Linked DNA regions of Homo sapiens: region 2 is linked to region 1. A link is a contact called in ENCODE Hi-C data. All regions are on one chromosome and are shown on one strand. Each heading gives the region's core, a stretch centred on a gene start or an enhancer-like site at or near the end of the contact. The rest is flanking DNA. Distances are from core to core; before and after follow the strand shown.

Region 1 (7,872 bases), core at 2,411-4,910:
GCATGAGTGGATGATGGGTGGGTAGGTGGATGGATGGATGGGTAGGTGGGTGGATAGGTGGGTGGGTAGGTGGGTGGGTGGATGGACAAATAGATGGGCAGATGGATGGATGAGGGTGGGTGGATCAGTCGGTGGGTAGGTGGTTAGATGGGTGGATGAGTGGATGATGGGTAGGTGGATGGGTAGATGGATGAAGGGATGGGCAGATGGATGGATGAGTAGATGATAGGTGGGTAGGTGGATGGGTGGATGGGTAGGTGGATGGATGTGTGAGTGGATAGGTGGGTGGGTGGATAGATGAATGGATGGGCAGATGGATGGATAAGGGTAGGTGGATGAATGGGTGGGTAGGTGGGTGGATGGGTGGATGAGTGGATTAAGGGTGAATAGGTGGATGGGTAGGTGTATGGATAAGTGGATGGACAGATGGGTGGGTGGATGGATGAATGGATAGGCAGATGGATGGATGAGGGTGGGTGGGTGAATGGGTGGGTAGGTGGGTGAACAGACGGATGAAGTGTGGGTGTGTGTGGGAATGGATGGATGAATGGGTGAATGGGTACATAGGTGGGCAAGGTGGGTGGACATGGGTGAGCAGGCATGTTTTCACTTACTTCATTCTGTAACAATGTCAGAGATCATCTCAGGGCACCACAGTAGGATGCAAAATAAAATCTCAAAAGGGGAAAAAAGATAAAAAGCATTCTGGGTGCTGAACTGATGAAGGAAATGAACCCATGGCCAGGCTGCTGCTCAGGTGGACCCCAGGAAGCCCTTCTGGGCCTGCAAGTGGCCGCCTGCTGCATGCAGGGCTGTCCTGACTGCACGGCGGCGCCAACATCAGGCTGGGAGGATTTCTCTCAGAACGCCCACACCTGCCTGCCTGTTTCTAGCAGAACTCAAGCTGTCGGTGCCAAGGCCTGCTCTCCCCTCATCCCAATCTTCCAGCAAGAGGCAGAGGCAAGCTCTCCACAGGCCTACAGTGGCAGGGCCACTCTTGCACTCTGTGCCAGTGGCCAGGAACATGTGGCTCCGCCTGGGTGTGTCACAGTACCAGCCTGTACCTGCACGACCCTGTTCTCAGGCATCTGGGTACCTGCAGCTGGGGGCCGGCACTTGTGTACCCGGCTCCGAGGAAGGACCGACACCCAGGAGGGGAGGCTCCAGGCAGGCCATGGCTTCCAGGAAGCAGCTCCGGAAGCCGCAGGCAGTGGCTGCAGGTGGTGTGTTTCTGAGGCCAAATCGGTCCTCTCTTCAACCCCAGGGCCAGGAAGCAAGCTCAGAATAGGGCCAGGATGGAGTCTGGGAGCGCTGGAGGTACAGAGGGTTGAGGGTGAGCCACTGAAGGAGAAGAGGAGGGGGCCTCTGTATGTCTCAGAAAATCAGTGCTCAAGCCGGGTTGAACCCTGCTGCCCCGGGCATGGTGGGTTCAAGCCTGACGGAAAACCCCCTTTCAGTGTCCACATTTCCACCCTCCCAGACCTCTGACCTCGGCCTCCACTCCACACACACACACACACATACACACACACACACACAGACACACACTCTTAATCAGGGCCCAAAGCCCTCCTCTGCACTCCCTGCCGACCCCAGGGACTTCTCCAACCTCTCTCCAACTAAATCACATTCACCCCACCTTCTTCACCCTGCTCCGGCCTGTGCTGGCCTCTCTGGACCAGGTGTGCAGCTCGGAAGCACGACTGGGTGCAAGGGAGACAGCCCCAGGCAGGAGCGGCCCTGGGGGCGCTGGGCCTCCCTCCCCCATCAGGGCAGGAAAGGTGGACCCCTCGCCCACACCTGACCTCCTACTCCAGCCTCTGAGTAAGGCTCAGGACTCTGACTTTCCCCCAGGCAGGTGGACAGGGGAGGGGGCTGCAGGTCAAAGCTCACTCCCCACCAACCTCCTCACATTCCTCCATTCACTGGATCAACAAACACACCCACTGCCCAGCACCGCTGCCAGGCATCAGCTCCCAACGCAGATGAGTCAGCCCCGCCCGTGCCCTCCAGGGTGGGGTGGTACCAGGGCAGGCACCAATGTTCGGGTCCAGGAGTGCACCAGGAGACCCAAAGCCCAGCTTGAGGGAGGGCAGGAAGGCCTTCTGCTCTGGAAGGGGCCCTGGAGCCCGGTGTGGAGGGCCGGAGGCCGGCCTTCCAGGTGCATTCCAAGAATTGCAGAGTGCCTGTCTAGGAGCAGCGGCCGCCCAGGTTGGAGGGTGTCCAGTGAGCGCCTGCCTTGGCTGGCTCCTCAGGCACACCCGGGGCTGTGGCCTGCAGCTGCTCCTGCACTGGGGCTGAGCCAGCAAACTTCCGGGGCTGGGGCTGCTGGGCAGGGCAAGGTCCGCACAGGGAGCAGACAGACGCAGCCTGCAATTCGGCGCTTATCCCCACCGGAGCGGAGGCACACCAAAGCCAAAGGACACGCAGCTGGCCTCAAAGCAGAAGCTGCATCGGGGCTGGGAAGCCATTCAGGAGCCCTTTTCTCTCCCCTCGCCCTCACCCTGAGCCCTGGCCGCCACGGCCCACACAGCAGGCCCTCCGGAGAGAGATGTCAGGACTCCGAGTGGAGACACTTTATCCGCATGTTCTTGACCCTCATACAGCCCTTACGGGTACTTATTCTATTTTACAGATGGGGAAACTGAGGCTCCACAGAGTCATATCCGAGCCTGAGGCCGCACAGGGAGTGCTGGCGCCGGTTCTCAGGGCAGGGGTTGTGTCTGCTCTGTCACATGTCACACGGGGGCTCCCCCAGGCCTGCCTTCCTCTGCCCTCCCTCTAGCTGCCAGTGGCCCCCAAACCCCAGGCCTGGTGCGCTGCTTCCTGCAGCTCTGACTGAGGGTCAGACGTCAGAAGGGACTTCCAGAGCTGGGGTCTGGCTCTCATCCAACCAGGCTGGCTTTCAGAGCCGACTATGGGCACGCCCCATGCTGGTCAATGTCGGCGGTGGGGGGATGGGTGCCCCCCTCAATCTAGGAGACAGATGAGGCCGGACAGCAGAGGGGTGGCAGAGAAAACCCACCCCATTGCGACACCTCCGCGGCCCTCATGCAGCTGTCTCCACCAACCGGCGAAGTGCGGCTGCCCAAGACCGCCGAGACCCCATCAAGGGTGGAAGGGGGTCAGGCAGGGCTGCGGAGAGGAGGCCACATGGGTGGCCTGGTTGATGGGTAGGCTCTCTCTCCCCAAAGCCTGGGAAGAGCCATCTCTGCTGAGGGATCCCCGAACGCGGGGACTCCGGATCCGGCTGGCTGGAACGGGAGTCCCGGGCCGGGGCAGAGAGAGGTGAGCGGCGCCTGGGAGGCCAGTCCCACCGGAGGATAGGGGTGTAGGTGGACGGGAGGCGGTGGAGGGCAGGGACGGGGCGGACAGTGGGGGCTGAGGCGGGAGACGGCCCCGATCTGCGCGTCCCACCCCCATCTCCGCCCACCAGGAGCCAGGCCAGCAGGGACCGCGAGGGGGCGGCCAGGTTATTCACGGGAGTGGGGAGACCCCTTAAAGCGCCCTCAGGGACCGGCCACAGTGGGCGGGGCCACCCCCAGCCACCCACCTCCCCCCCCAGGCCCCGCCCCCGGCCCGCGCTCGCTCCCCACGTGGCCGCTGACGGGCGGGGCGGCACCTCCTCTTCCTCCCGCCCGCCCCGCCCGCCCCGCGCCCGCCAGGAGCCACCGTCCGAGCCTTGCGGAGCGCGGCAGTGGGCGCCGGCTGCCCGCAGCCCCTGACCCGGCCCCGGACGGAGCGCCGGCCGCACCACCGCCCTCTGGCCGTTGCCTCACCGGGTAAGTCCTTGGCCTCGGGGTCCGCTTGGAGCTTCAGGGGAAACTGAGTCCGGGAGGAGGCAGGGGCGTGCTTGGGTCCAGGAGCGAGGTTCCGGGCTGCGGCGTGTGTGCCCAGGTGGCGGCGGGCGGTCCGGCGGCGCAGGGTACAGTTCCCGGGCGGGGACCCCAGGGCGCCCCTGGCCCCCCCGGCTCCGCGCGCCCCGCTCGGGACTATGGTCCTCCGCGCCGAGGCACCGCCCGAGCGCGCACTGGCCGCAGAGTGGTGGGCCCAGGGTCGGCCGGGCCTACTCCCAGGGCAGGCGGGATTTCCGCGCCTCGCGGCTGCCACATCCTGACCATGAATCAGCCACAGTTGGGAAAATAAACTTCAACTTCGGGTCCGCCGCCCGGGTGGCACCCCGAGGTGCGCGCCGGCCTGCGGCCCCACCCTGACTGCTTGGCTTCCAGCTGCCCACGCGCAGGTGGGCGCACAGGGAGCCCTTCCCACCCCGCAACCGCTGGCAGGCTTAGGGGAATCAGCCTCCATCACAGCTCTCTGTTCCTTTTGGGTGGGGTAGGATCCAATCCCTGTACGCCCCCAGACCCACCCGTCAACCCTCTAACTGGGGAGTCGCCCCAGGAGTGACCATGACTAAGGAGGGGAAGGCGGGGTGACCAGCTGTGTCCCTGACCGTCCCCAATGCCCCCTGGGGAGCACAGGCGTGGGGGGTGGTCTGTCTGTCTGGGCCTTCTGGGGCTCAAGCTCCCCACCCAGGGCTCCCGCAGCTCAGCTGTGACCACAGCATTACTGCCCACTCCAGCTGGACACACCAGGAGGCAGAGAGGCAGAGACCCTGCCCAGGCAGGGAACCAGGAACCCAGGAACCGGGCCAGAGGTCAGGCACACCCAGAAGGCGCTGGACGTAGGAAATTCCCTTACTGCCAGCCCTGCCCCTCCGTCTGGCACTGGAATGGAGCAGGATACTCGCCCTCTTCCGGCCTCAGTTTCCACATCTGCACTCTGAAGGGTGGGACAGCAGCTCAGGCTGGGACCTGCTCCCTGCCGCCCTGCACTGGGAAGGTGGGGTCCCAGAGCAGTGCCTCAGACCCCGAGGGTGCCACCCAGCCAGGGGCTTTTGGGGTGTCGGTGCTCAGCCCCCAGTGCAGCAAATAGTAGCATTGGGTTCCAGGCCTGGGGTCTGAGACCTCACACTGCTCCCACCCCTACCAGGGCAGCAGCAATTTTCTGTTCTAAAAGCCAGGTTGGTGCAGTGGGCCCTGCCCAGGCCCTGCCCTCCCATCCCTGGACTGTCATGGGCCCTGCAGCCCGGCAAAGGGGATGTCGCTAGTGGGGACGGACCAAGTGGCCAGGTGCGACTGTAGCCTCCACAGCCAGGGCTCCTGAGTTAACCTTCAGGTGAGCGCCCACTTTGTGGAGGAGCTGACGGCTGTCAAGCGAATGACACACACCGCACATGTGGGGACGTGGAAGCTCCTACCTGAAATAGACTCTGCGCCTTCCATCAAAGTGCAGTTACTTCCTGGGTTGGAAAAGTTATGCGGTTCATGCAGGCTGCGGGAGGGGTGGGTGGTGACTGGAAAGTGATGCGGTGCTGCCTGTGGGTGTGGGGCAGGACGCAGCTGGCCCAGCTCTGGACGGGGACAGTGAAGTAAGCTCAAGCCCCTGGCTTTTTGCTGGTGCCTGGAGGTCAAATTTCCCTGTAGTCAGGAATGAGACCTGACTCCCTGCTGCCAGCCCCTCCCCTACCTCCATCTTGCAAACAGCAGGTGTCTGATAGGTGTGTGGTTCATGGCCCAGTGGACACATTACATTGGAGAAGGCACACCCACCTCTGTTTTCAGGATGGTGGACGGGAAGGCCGGGAGGTGGAGGCCACATAGGAGCCAGTCTCTGGAGGGTGGTCCCCAGGGGCCACAGCAGACCCAGGCCTAGTGGACACCTAAAGTCAAAGACTAAGTTCTACCAACGGTGGGAAGGAGAGAGGGCAGGGGCACGGGCTCCCCGTCGCTGGAGGGGTGAGCAGGGTCCAACCACCTGGCCCCCTGTTAGAGAGGCTTCCACTCCTGCCAGCCTCACCCTAGGAGGGAGAGTCCTGCCTGGTCTGCCTCTGAGCACCCAGACAGCCTGGGTCCTGAGCTGGGGTGAGGTCTGCTCACACAGCTGCCCCCCAGCCCAGTGCCGGTATACCCTGGCAACCACCAGGCCAGGAGAGCAGGGCAGACCGGTGGTGCCTGTCCTCTCCTGAGGGGCCGTCCTCTCTCACAGCCCTTTCTAAGCTGTAATTAAATAAGGAACCACAGGGGTTGCTTAGGGTCGCCCCTCTGAGGGCTCATGTCAGTCCCCGAGGGCCAGCCTCAGGCCGGGTCTGTCCACTCACCATTCACGCCAGCCTGGGCAGGGTCTGTGTGCTGGGTGAGTGGGTGAGGAGGAAAGGAATGAGCCAGCCTGCGGGGTCCCTCCGCACGGTCTCCCACCCTCATCCCTCCCAGTGCGACGTGGGTCCTGCAGGAGCGTTCATTTCACAGGTGAGGCGCGGGACAGTCGGTGCCATTTTACACTCAGTGCCATCCATTCTGCCAGGAGGTGCTGATAAAGCCCCTACTGTGTGCATCTGCCCTTGTGCCCAGAGCCTGGAGCCCAGCCCCGCTCAGCACGGTGCCAGGCAGGTGCAGGGCACTTACTGGGGGTCAGGGTGCAAATGGGCTGGCCCCACAGAGTAGCTGGAGGCCGAGGCCCCCCAGCCCTTGTTGCTACCACTGGGGTAGGCTCAGGGTGCTGGCACTGCCACTCTGGGAATAGGACAGGCCTGTCCTGGTCAAGTAGCCATTACCGGGCCTCCAAACTCGGGGGTTGGTGGGGCAGGAATAGGCCCGCCCTCCAGGCAACCACCTGTGTCACTCCAGAGCAGCCCATGCAGACAGACAACTGCCCAAGGGCCAGCCTGGACCCCGGAGCCCTCCCAGCCAGTCGGCCTGGGTCACAGCCTGGGTGGAATGACCAGTGTGGTCACAGCCCAGATGGGATGACTAGCGTGAAGGCCCTGAGGACCTTGCCACGCCAATGGCCAAGGGCAAGGGCCAAGGCTGCTTTCCTCTTTCGCCTGCAGCTTTTCCCAGAGGCAGCAGGGAGGGAGAGAGAGGTACCAGGAGAGTCCTGAGAGAAGGGCCAGCCTGGGCTGCCCCGAGCCTCTGTGCCCTCAGTTCACTCCTGTTCTCACCCCAGAAGGGTGACTGGCCGTGGCTGGGGCACCCTCCATCTCCCTCAGCCCCAACCTCTGTCTGTTGGAAATGGCATGGAGACCCAGAAGGAGCAGATGGGCACCACTGGAGGCCTGGCCAGGCTCCTGGCCGCCGATCAAGGCCTTTGCAGGGTCAGAGGGACATGGGAAGATGCTGCCAAGGCCCCTGGCCCTGGTGCCCTGGGCAGGGACCCTGTGCTCCCGTGCTGTGACAGCGTTATACCACCCCACCTGCTTCCTGTGACCTGGACACAGTCTGAGCACCCCAAGGTCCAAAGTGGGAGAGGTGGGGTGGGGGAGAGGGAGTGGGGTGGATTGGAGGGCTGTCCTACTGTTACAGGGCTCTGCCCCGGGCCCACCTCACAGTGAAGGCAGAGGCCCCCAGGCAGCCCTTGGTGGGCCAGAACTCAACCAGGAGCCACACTGGGGGCGGAGGGCAGGCTGTCTGCTTCCCATTTTGCAGACGAGGGCTAGTGTCAAAGCCTAGCTTTGAGGCTAACCCAGGGCACAGTTGAGGAGGGAGGGAGAGGGAAGCAGTGGCCGCTGAGCACACCAGCCCCGGGTAGTGGCTTTTCTGTATCATCTCCAAGCCCCCATTCAGCTGCTGTGGGCAGAGGCCAGCCCCAGCCCCTCGCTCTGCCCAGCGAGTGGCCAGCTGCCCAACACGCATGGAGTCCCAGTGGGCATGGCCAGTGGTGCAGGGGTTTGTTCGTGCCTGAGCTGTCCTGGCCCTCGCCGGGTCGGGGGTGGACGTGGCCAGCTGTGCGAGGAGGGCCAGCATCCCACTGGCCTCCATCTCCCCATCTGTACCTGGGTCCTTGCAGGCCCTGGGACATGGCCTCGGTGTACAG
Region 2 (7,872 bases), core at 624-3,123, 970 kb before region 1:
CACCAGAGCTGTTAGGCTCACACACCAGACTCTGGAAATGCCGTGGTTACTGCCTGGAGCTGCTCTGAGCCTTCCGAGGTGGACTCACTCCTCTGCCTTGGGCCCTGGGACCTGCTGTGTAGCTTTGAAGTGATTCACAGCACTTACATAGTCTGATGTTTTGGGGTGACCTGACCCCCCTGCAAGAGTGTGATGTCTTATCAGACCACATATGTGAGGACTTGAGTGAACTCCGCAACCTTGGGAATGCCACTTAAACCTTGTCAGACACTCCCTTATGTGAGTTACTGACCCTGACTGCTGGACTGCAAAAACAGACATCAGCTTGAAGGTTGTGCAGATGCTTTGAGGCAAGCTATACGCTGCTGGCCTGGGAGCTGGACCTCGGTCCCAGCTTCTCAGAGAGCTCCCGCTCTCACGCTCTCCACTGCTACCAAGGCAAACCTCGAACTCTCACCAGATCTCACTCTCCAGGGGCCCGCTCCATCCCAGCAGAGCAACCGGACCCTGGCCGTTCTGCCACTCACCTCCCTGCCGTGAATGCACCCCATCCATGGAGGCCCTGCTTCCCTGCCAGGTGTCTTCACCTCCTCCCCTCTCCTCCCCTCTGAGCACTGTGAACCCGAGAACAAATCTTCTTTGACAATAAACCGTGTGATTCGTGGAATCATACTTTGATCATCTCCTTATTTCCTCCACACACAAGGACCCCTGCACTGCCAATGGCCCCAGGAGAGGGCAGAGTCAGCCACAGGGACCCCACCTCACAGGCTTCAACACTGCTGATGCCTGTCATCCCAGCACCGTGGGAGGCCAAGGCGGCCAAGGTCGCCTGAGCCCAGGAGTTCAAGACCAGCCTGGGCAACACAGCAAGACCTACTCTCTACCGAAAAAAAAAAAAAAAAAGAAAAATAGCTGGCCAGTGTAGTGGCGCTTGCGGTCCCAGCTACTTGAGAGCCTGGGAGGTCGAGGTTGTGCCTAGCTGTGAAGACGCCACTGCACTCCACCCCGGATGACAGAGCCAGACTGTCTCAAAAAAAACAATAAAAATTCACGCCTTGTAATAAGGAATTAAAGGCAGGATGAACAAACATTTTCTTCTTTTTTTTGTGTGCTTTCTGAGATGGAGTCTTTTTCTGTAGCCCAGGCTGGAGTGCAGTAATGTGATCTCGGCTCACTGCAACCTCCGCCTCCCGGGTCCTGGTTCAAACAATTCTCCTGCCTCAGCCTCCCAAGCAGCTGGGATTACAGGCACGTGCCACCACACCCAGCTAATTTTTGTATTTTTAGTAGAGACGGGGTTTCACCATGTTGGCCAGGCTGGTCTTGAACTCCTGACCTCGTGATCCGCCCGCCTCGGCCTCCCAAAGTGCTCGGATTACAGGCGTGAGCCACCGCGCCCGGCCTAAAGGATTTTCTTTCCAAATCAAAGTATTAAAATAACTGTTCAGACCTCTCCCACTTCGATGCGAAGCCAGCGCGGTCCCAGGCGGACGAGCGAAGGCATCGAAGGCCGGGGGCGCAGCCGCGGGCCCACCTCGGCCTCCCCTGAGCGGACGCCTCCCCGCGCGCACCGGGGGCCCCGGAGACCGCCTTCCCCGCTCCGAACGCACGCGGCCCGGCCCCGGCGAGGTGCCTGAACGCTACCCGAGCTGCGGCGGGGCTCCCGGGGTGAGTGCTGCAGCCCCAGGCCCGCCTGCTCCCACAGGCTCGGGCAATGGAGACCCGCGGCCGCCCCCGCCCCTTGACCCTGCCTCACCCCTCACGCCCGCTGCCGCCCACGACCTCCGACCCCGCTGCCGCCCGGCTCGCAGCCCGGCTCGCAGCCCGGCTCGGCGGGCCTCACCTCCCGCGGGTTCCGCACTCCTCTTCCCGCCGTCCTGCTCCTCTCGGCCTTCTCCTCCAATAGGCGCCTAGCACCCTGAGTGGGCTACACCAATCAGAGACGAAGCGGCGCTAACGTGACTGACTAACTAACCAATCCAAAGTCTCAATCTCCCTGAGAGGGGCGGAGCGTACCCGGGCCAGCCCTCGCCGCCGATTGGTGATCGACCTCAGGGTTGCAGGGGCGGTGCCCTTACACGGATTGGAGAGGGCAGCGATGGGGCGGAGTTCAAGCTCCGATTAGTCCGCGCTCCGTGGCGGGCTTGGCGATTGGACGCCGGCGCTGTCAGCCGCGCGCGGACCGGGGCGGGGCGGGCGGTGCCCCGGGCTGGGCGAGGGGCCGGGTGCGGGGCCGCTGGCCGAGAGGCTGAGGCGGCGTCATGTCCTCCGAGGTGTCCGCGCGCCGCGACGCCAAGAAGCTGGTGCGCTCCCCGAGCGGCCTGCGCATGGTGCCCGAACACCGCGCCTTCGGAAGCCCGTTCGGCCTGGAGGAGCCGCAGTGGGTCCCGGACAAGGAGGTGGGTGGCCGTCGCCCCGGCCAGCGCCTCCGACCCGCCCCGCCGCCCCGGCCCGGCCCCGCGGGCTTCCAGGCTCCCGCGACGACCCCTCCGCCTCCGGGCGGCCCCTTCCCCAGCCGGCCCCCGCCCCCGCTCTCTCCCAGGTTGGCCGCGTCCCCGGGCCGCCGCCTCAGGCTCCTACGCCCGCGGGGAGGGCGGGAGGCGCGCGGTGTCCCGGTGCGGGGGTCCCGGGAGGGCAGGAGGCACCTGTCCAGGGCGGGCGCCGGGAGGCGGGGTGCGGGGCGCGGGCTGGTCCCGGGGGTGGGTGCGGCCCTGCCCGAGGCCGGTTCGTGCTGGGCTAGCGCGTGTGGACTGCGTCCCGAGAGCTGGGGCTCGCTCCCGAGAAAGTGGAAGGCGGAGCGCCTTCCTCGCAGGCTCGGTGGGGAGGGCGCGTGCTGTCCGCGGAAGCGCTGGAGCTGGCGGCCCCGCAGGGGTCCCTCCCGGGAACCGGGGGAGGCGTCGGTGCCGCGGGCGGGTGGCCGGTTCCGAAGCCACCTCCTGCTCGGAAGGAGGGCCAGGACCCAGTCTGCGGGCCAGGCTGCCCCCCGTTTCCCTTCGTCTATACCACCCTCCACCTCGGAAGCGAGGTCGCAGTCGCCCACTGGACAGTTTGAAGGAGACCGCAGATTTGCACCCGTTTCCCATGGGCCCAGACACGGCAGGAGTTGCCCAGGCCACTCCTGCAGACATTGGGGCGTGGGCGTGGGGTCCCTGAGCCAGGCCATCCGCTGGGCCTCCCGTGGGGTTCCCTGTGACCTGATCGGAGGTGCCTTTGCCTCACACCAGCCCCTTGGCCAACTGGGAAGGCCCCGAGTGCATTTAATCCCACTGGCTGTGCGCTAACAGGTGTGTCCAGTTTCTGTTCTGTGGATTTTACCACGATAAAAAAAAAATTGGGGGAGAAAAAGAATTTTTGTAATATGACTTTCATACTTAACACGTGTTACAGATTCGTTTAATTCCCTCAGTGATAGAACTAAGCAGACGTTGGAACTAGGTTCAAGAAGTCAAAGTAGCACTAATTGACTGGGTTCATTGAAGCTTGGTTGGAGGCCTGGTGGGGGGTGAGCGGCCACAGAGCCTCGGGGACAGGACGGAATTCGAGTGACTCTGGGGAAGTGTCTCTGGCATCTACAGTGTACGGAGCCATCACCGGTCACTGAGCGTGTCCTGGAGAGTTGAGACCAGTGCTGCCCACCTCTCCCCAGTATCGCCACCATGAGGAGTCTTTTTAGACACTTTCCGCCAATCATCCTCCTTCATCTTTTTTAAAATTTACTTTTAAGTTGACACGTGAAAATTGTATTTATGGTGTAACGAACTCTTAATAGCACAGAAATACTCTACGTCTGTATGAACCGTAAGGAGCACGTGAGAAAGTGTGGCCAAGATGAGGCAGAGGTTTCCACCAAAGCACAATTTCTTTCTCCCTGCTGTACACATGCACTGATCTTACGGTTCTGTTTTATAGTGAACCACTGTGTTCCCCTCCTTCATTCTCTCTTCCAGAGCCCTTCTGGTATCAGCTGAATTGTTTAGCATTTTTCCCTGCCTTTCTTTGTGGCCTCTGCTGAGGCACTGTGTGGCAGTCCCGCGGTGACTTCCGACTGAGTGGAGTTGAAACACTTGAGTCAAGGTGGCACCCCTCGTGGAAGAGAAGATTCATTCCCACGCTGGCGTGGTGGCAGGATACCCCTCCAGAGCCCCCCACCATGTTTGGATGATTAACTGGGATCTGAGCAGCTGAGGGAGGTCCTAGCATTGGGTGGGCTTGGGGGACAGAGAAACCATTCTAATAAGATGGACTTTGTCTCTGAGTTTTGCGTTGTGAATTGTATTGGAGCATGGTCTTACAGGCCAGAAACGACCAAAGACAGTGTTCTGGAGGAACTTAGAACGGGGCAGTAAGGGCTGGAAGATTTGGAATAAAGTCCAGCTTTAGGTGCAATAGCTCGAGGGGACATGTACGGTAACAGTCGCCTGGCATGTGGTGATGCTGAAGGGGACACTGAGCTACACTGTGCTGGCTGCGTGCTTGGGGCCGCTAAGGTGATTGTCGGGAGGTGACTCAAATGTGCAGATAACCAGTTGTGGGAAATAGGTTTATTTGAGGTGGTTTGGAATGGGGAGAGGAGAATTTGGTAGAACTTGGCAGGTGGGTAACATTGTCCTTGGCTTGGTGGCCGTGTGCCGATCGGCATCATCGTCATATCTGTAAACGTGTTGGTCCATTTTCATTCCAGCTCTGTTCTTAGCCAGGGGAGTCTGAATCCAGCCCAGTGCCCGTCTCCCGAATACCAGCTGCCTGACCGGGCTGGTTTATCAGTTTGGGCCCATGAGGGTTATCCCTTTAAAATGCTGCAAAACCCCCTGGGGAGCATGTGCACACATGCACCTTTCTCCGAGAGGTGGCCTGCAGCTCTCAGATTCTCAAGGCTCTGACGCAGAACCAGTTGAGAATCGTTTCTCCAGTCTGTGCCTCCTCAGGAACCTGTGGGGCAGGGGAGGCAGAGGCGGCGTGTAAAGCTTCGTGCGACACCACTTTGGATAGAGGTGCTTTGGGGGTGTGAAGGAAGCTTCAGATGATCTCTGGGGCTTGTCTGACTCTGCCATCAAATATCCGACACTGACGCAAGGCAGTGGGCTTGGGGGTGGGCGGTCCGGGCGTGCAGCCATCTGGGCTTGTCACAAGCAGCTGAGATCCTGAGTTTTATCCTTAAAATCCTTGCCGCTGTGCACCCCTCCCACCTCCCATCCGTGGTGCTGGCAGAAGAATGACCGCAGCTCCATGCTGGCGGGTTGACACTTTGATGGATACTCTAGATTCAGAGCCAGGAAGGAGAGAGCACGTGCGCGTCTGATCACGAGCCTGGACTCGGATGAGGAGAGATCTGAAGTGAGGACTGTTGCTAGAGGCGTCTGGAGCTGTGCAGCGGGGAGAACAGGGGACCCTGAGTTCTGCGAGGGTCTCACAGGCCAGGCCGGACAGGGCTTTTCTTTTGCAGGGAGGAGTGGCCAAGGCTAGAAAGAATCAAGCTGGGGAGGTGGGATGGGCCAGTGGAGGGTCAGGACCTCCAGCAGATCAGAGAGCTGAGGCCAGAATACAAAAATTAGCTGGGCGTGGTGATGAGTGCCTGTAATTCCAGCTACTTGGGAGGCTGAGACAGGAGAATCACTTGAACCCAGGAAGTGGAGGTTGCAGTGAGCTGAGATCGTGCAGCTGCACTCCAGCCTGGGCGACCAAGCGAGACTCCGTCTCAAAATAAATAAATAAATAATAAAAATTCAAAAATTAGTCGGGCGTGGTGGTGTGTGCCTGTATCCCAGCTCAGGAGGCTGAGGCAGGAGAATCACTTGAACCGGGAAGAGGAGGTTGCAATGAGCCAAGATTGTGCCACTGCACTTCAGCCTGGGTGACAGAGCAAGACTCTGTCTCAAAAAAAAAAAAAAAAAAGTCCAGGTAAGGGAATTGTGTTCCAGTTGATCATGAGGAGAAATGGCCAGTGTTTTCTGAGGCAGAGAATGGGAATTTGGAGGGCCTTGCTGCAGGTAAGCAAGGGGGGCATCTGTGATCTCCTCTGGCTCGTATGGGGAGGGTGGTTCTCGGTGGAAGGCTTTCCCAGCACACTGCAGGGTGGGGGGTTTCATAATTGTTTCCAGGATCTCAGCGCTTGGGTAAAGCTCACCCCTGTGAGGTGCCAGGGGCTGCCAGAGCCTCCACAGGTGTTCTGGGAACCAGCAGCCTCATGAGATACTGCCAGGGACACCAGCGAGCTCCTCAAGGGTCCCTGTGGCTGGCTAAGAGCTTTTTCTTTTTTGAGACAAGGTGTTGCTGTGTCACCCAGGCTGGAGAGCTGTTACTGATGTTAGGTAAAACTGAGACTTTGAAGCCACAAAAAAGGATTCCTGGGCGTCCTGTGGGAGGCCAGGCCGCCTGTAGCATAACCCTCCCAGGCTGTGATCATAGTGTCTGCACCTGTCACCGTCTTCAAACTGTCTGACAGCTTCAAATTGTAGAAAACTGATAGTAACGCACGTGTTTCTAGTCCCTGAGATGCAAGTAGATTTTGTCTCTCAGAGGTGAAGTTGATGTCCTCTCTCACACACCCCACCGCGGGGTCCCTGTGAGAGGAGCCAGTTTACAACTCATATCTTCCTTCCTCACGGCCTGTATCCATGTCTGCTCTTTGGATTCTCCTTTGAACTGGGTTTTTAGTCTTATTGGTTCTCTCATTAACTAATGAGGTAAATCTTTGACGTGGGTTCCTTTTCTGTTTGTAGGAGTTACGCTCTACCAGTTAAACGTGATTATCTTTCAATAAAGGTGCATTGATACATGCATTTAAATTGTTTTTTGATTGGCGAGTTCTTGGGGGGCTGAGAATTAGTTGACTGTGGGAGCCCCACCAGCCAGTGGGTGACGCTTCTCACTGTAGTGTGGGAGCTCAGAGTGCGTGGTGGGGCCTGATGTTTTTTGTCACCCCAGCCTCAAAGGGAGGGCAGGCCTATGTCCATGTCCAGCCTGTGTCCTGAGACTTGGTTCTTTTTATAACTTTTTTTGAACATCCATTTAAACTCCCTAAACTATACTTTCAGATTATATGGAGGCGCTTTTGGTTTCTTGCGTGCTGCCAAACCCCACTCTTTGGGGTGGGCCGGGTGCTGGTTCTGAGGAGCTGCCCTGTGACCCTCGAGGGGCCGTTCCTGTTGCATTGGAGTGGGGGAGCGGGTCTCGACCTGCAGGTCTCTAAGGAGCTCCATGCTGGTGTCTGCCGCACTGTGGAGGAGTGATGGGCTTCATGATTTCTGTTTTTTGTTTTGTTTGAGACGGAGTCTCACTGTCACCCAGGCTGGAGTGCAGTGGCGCGATCTCGGCTCACTTCAGCCTTCACCTCCCGGGTTCAAGCCATTCTCCTGCCTCAGCCTCCCGAGTAGCTGGGACCATAGGTACCCGCCACCACGCCCAGCTAATTTTTAGGTTTTATTTTGTAGGGACAGGGTTGTGCTATGTTGCTCAGGCTGGTCTGAAACTCCTGAGCTCCAGCAGTCCACCCACCTCAGCCTCCCGAAGTGCTGGGATTACAGGTGTGGCCACCACGCCTGACCTGGTTTCTTCTTTCATTGCTCGCGGCCATCTTGCTTACCCACCGGGAAGCCTAGTTTATGGCATCTGCCTTGACCGCCTCCGAGCATGTCATCTGGCAGGGTGGGTGCAAGTCAGTTGTGGTTTACTGGACTAGCAAGGAGGGGACAAGCGCCCAGGGCTCTGACTCCTGTAGGCAGCCAGGAGAAGTGTGTTCCGAAATTTCACTGGGAGCCGTCTGCATGCACCTGCCCTGATCCTCGCTCCCTCTTGGCCCCGCTTCCCTTGAGACAGCTCCTTCTGTGTCCATATAGCTTCCCGCCGAGCCTGTGATTGGCCCTGCAAGGT

The links. A loop is a pair of places that touch in the nucleus more often than their neighbours do. Pooled maps may share reads with other maps.
Region 2: a loop to region 1 is called in a pooled map, with 6 times the contacts of the local background. The contact joins the promoter of XRCC3 here to the promoter of INF2 in region 1. A Hi-C loop is called at or near these places in 6 of 50 pooled maps.

Annotation. Positions count from the first base shown.
Region 1 is chr14:104,685,958-104,693,829 of GRCh38, forward strand. INF2 (inverted formin 2) reads left to right here and starts at 3,661. Exons shown (of 23, transcript NM_022489.4): 1 at 3,661-3,782. RefSeq lists enhancers at 1,655-2,642, 2,643-3,632, 7,587-7,872 and silencers at 3,325-3,584, 3,685-3,774, 3,795-4,034, 4,125-4,174.
Region 2 is chr14:103,713,578-103,721,449 of GRCh38, forward strand. It overlaps XRCC3 (X-ray repair cross complementing 3), which reads right to left and starts at 1,874. Exons shown (of 10, transcript NM_005432.4): 1 at 1,847-1,874. It overlaps ZFYVE21 (zinc finger FYVE-type containing 21), which reads left to right and starts at 2,233. Exons shown (of 7, transcript NM_024071.4): 1 at 2,233-2,402. The coding sequence starts at 2,265. RefSeq lists enhancers at 675-1,360, 4,597-5,107, 7,725-7,872 and silencers at 1,557-1,816, 1,897-2,466, 2,657-2,736, 2,837-2,906, 2,967-3,046.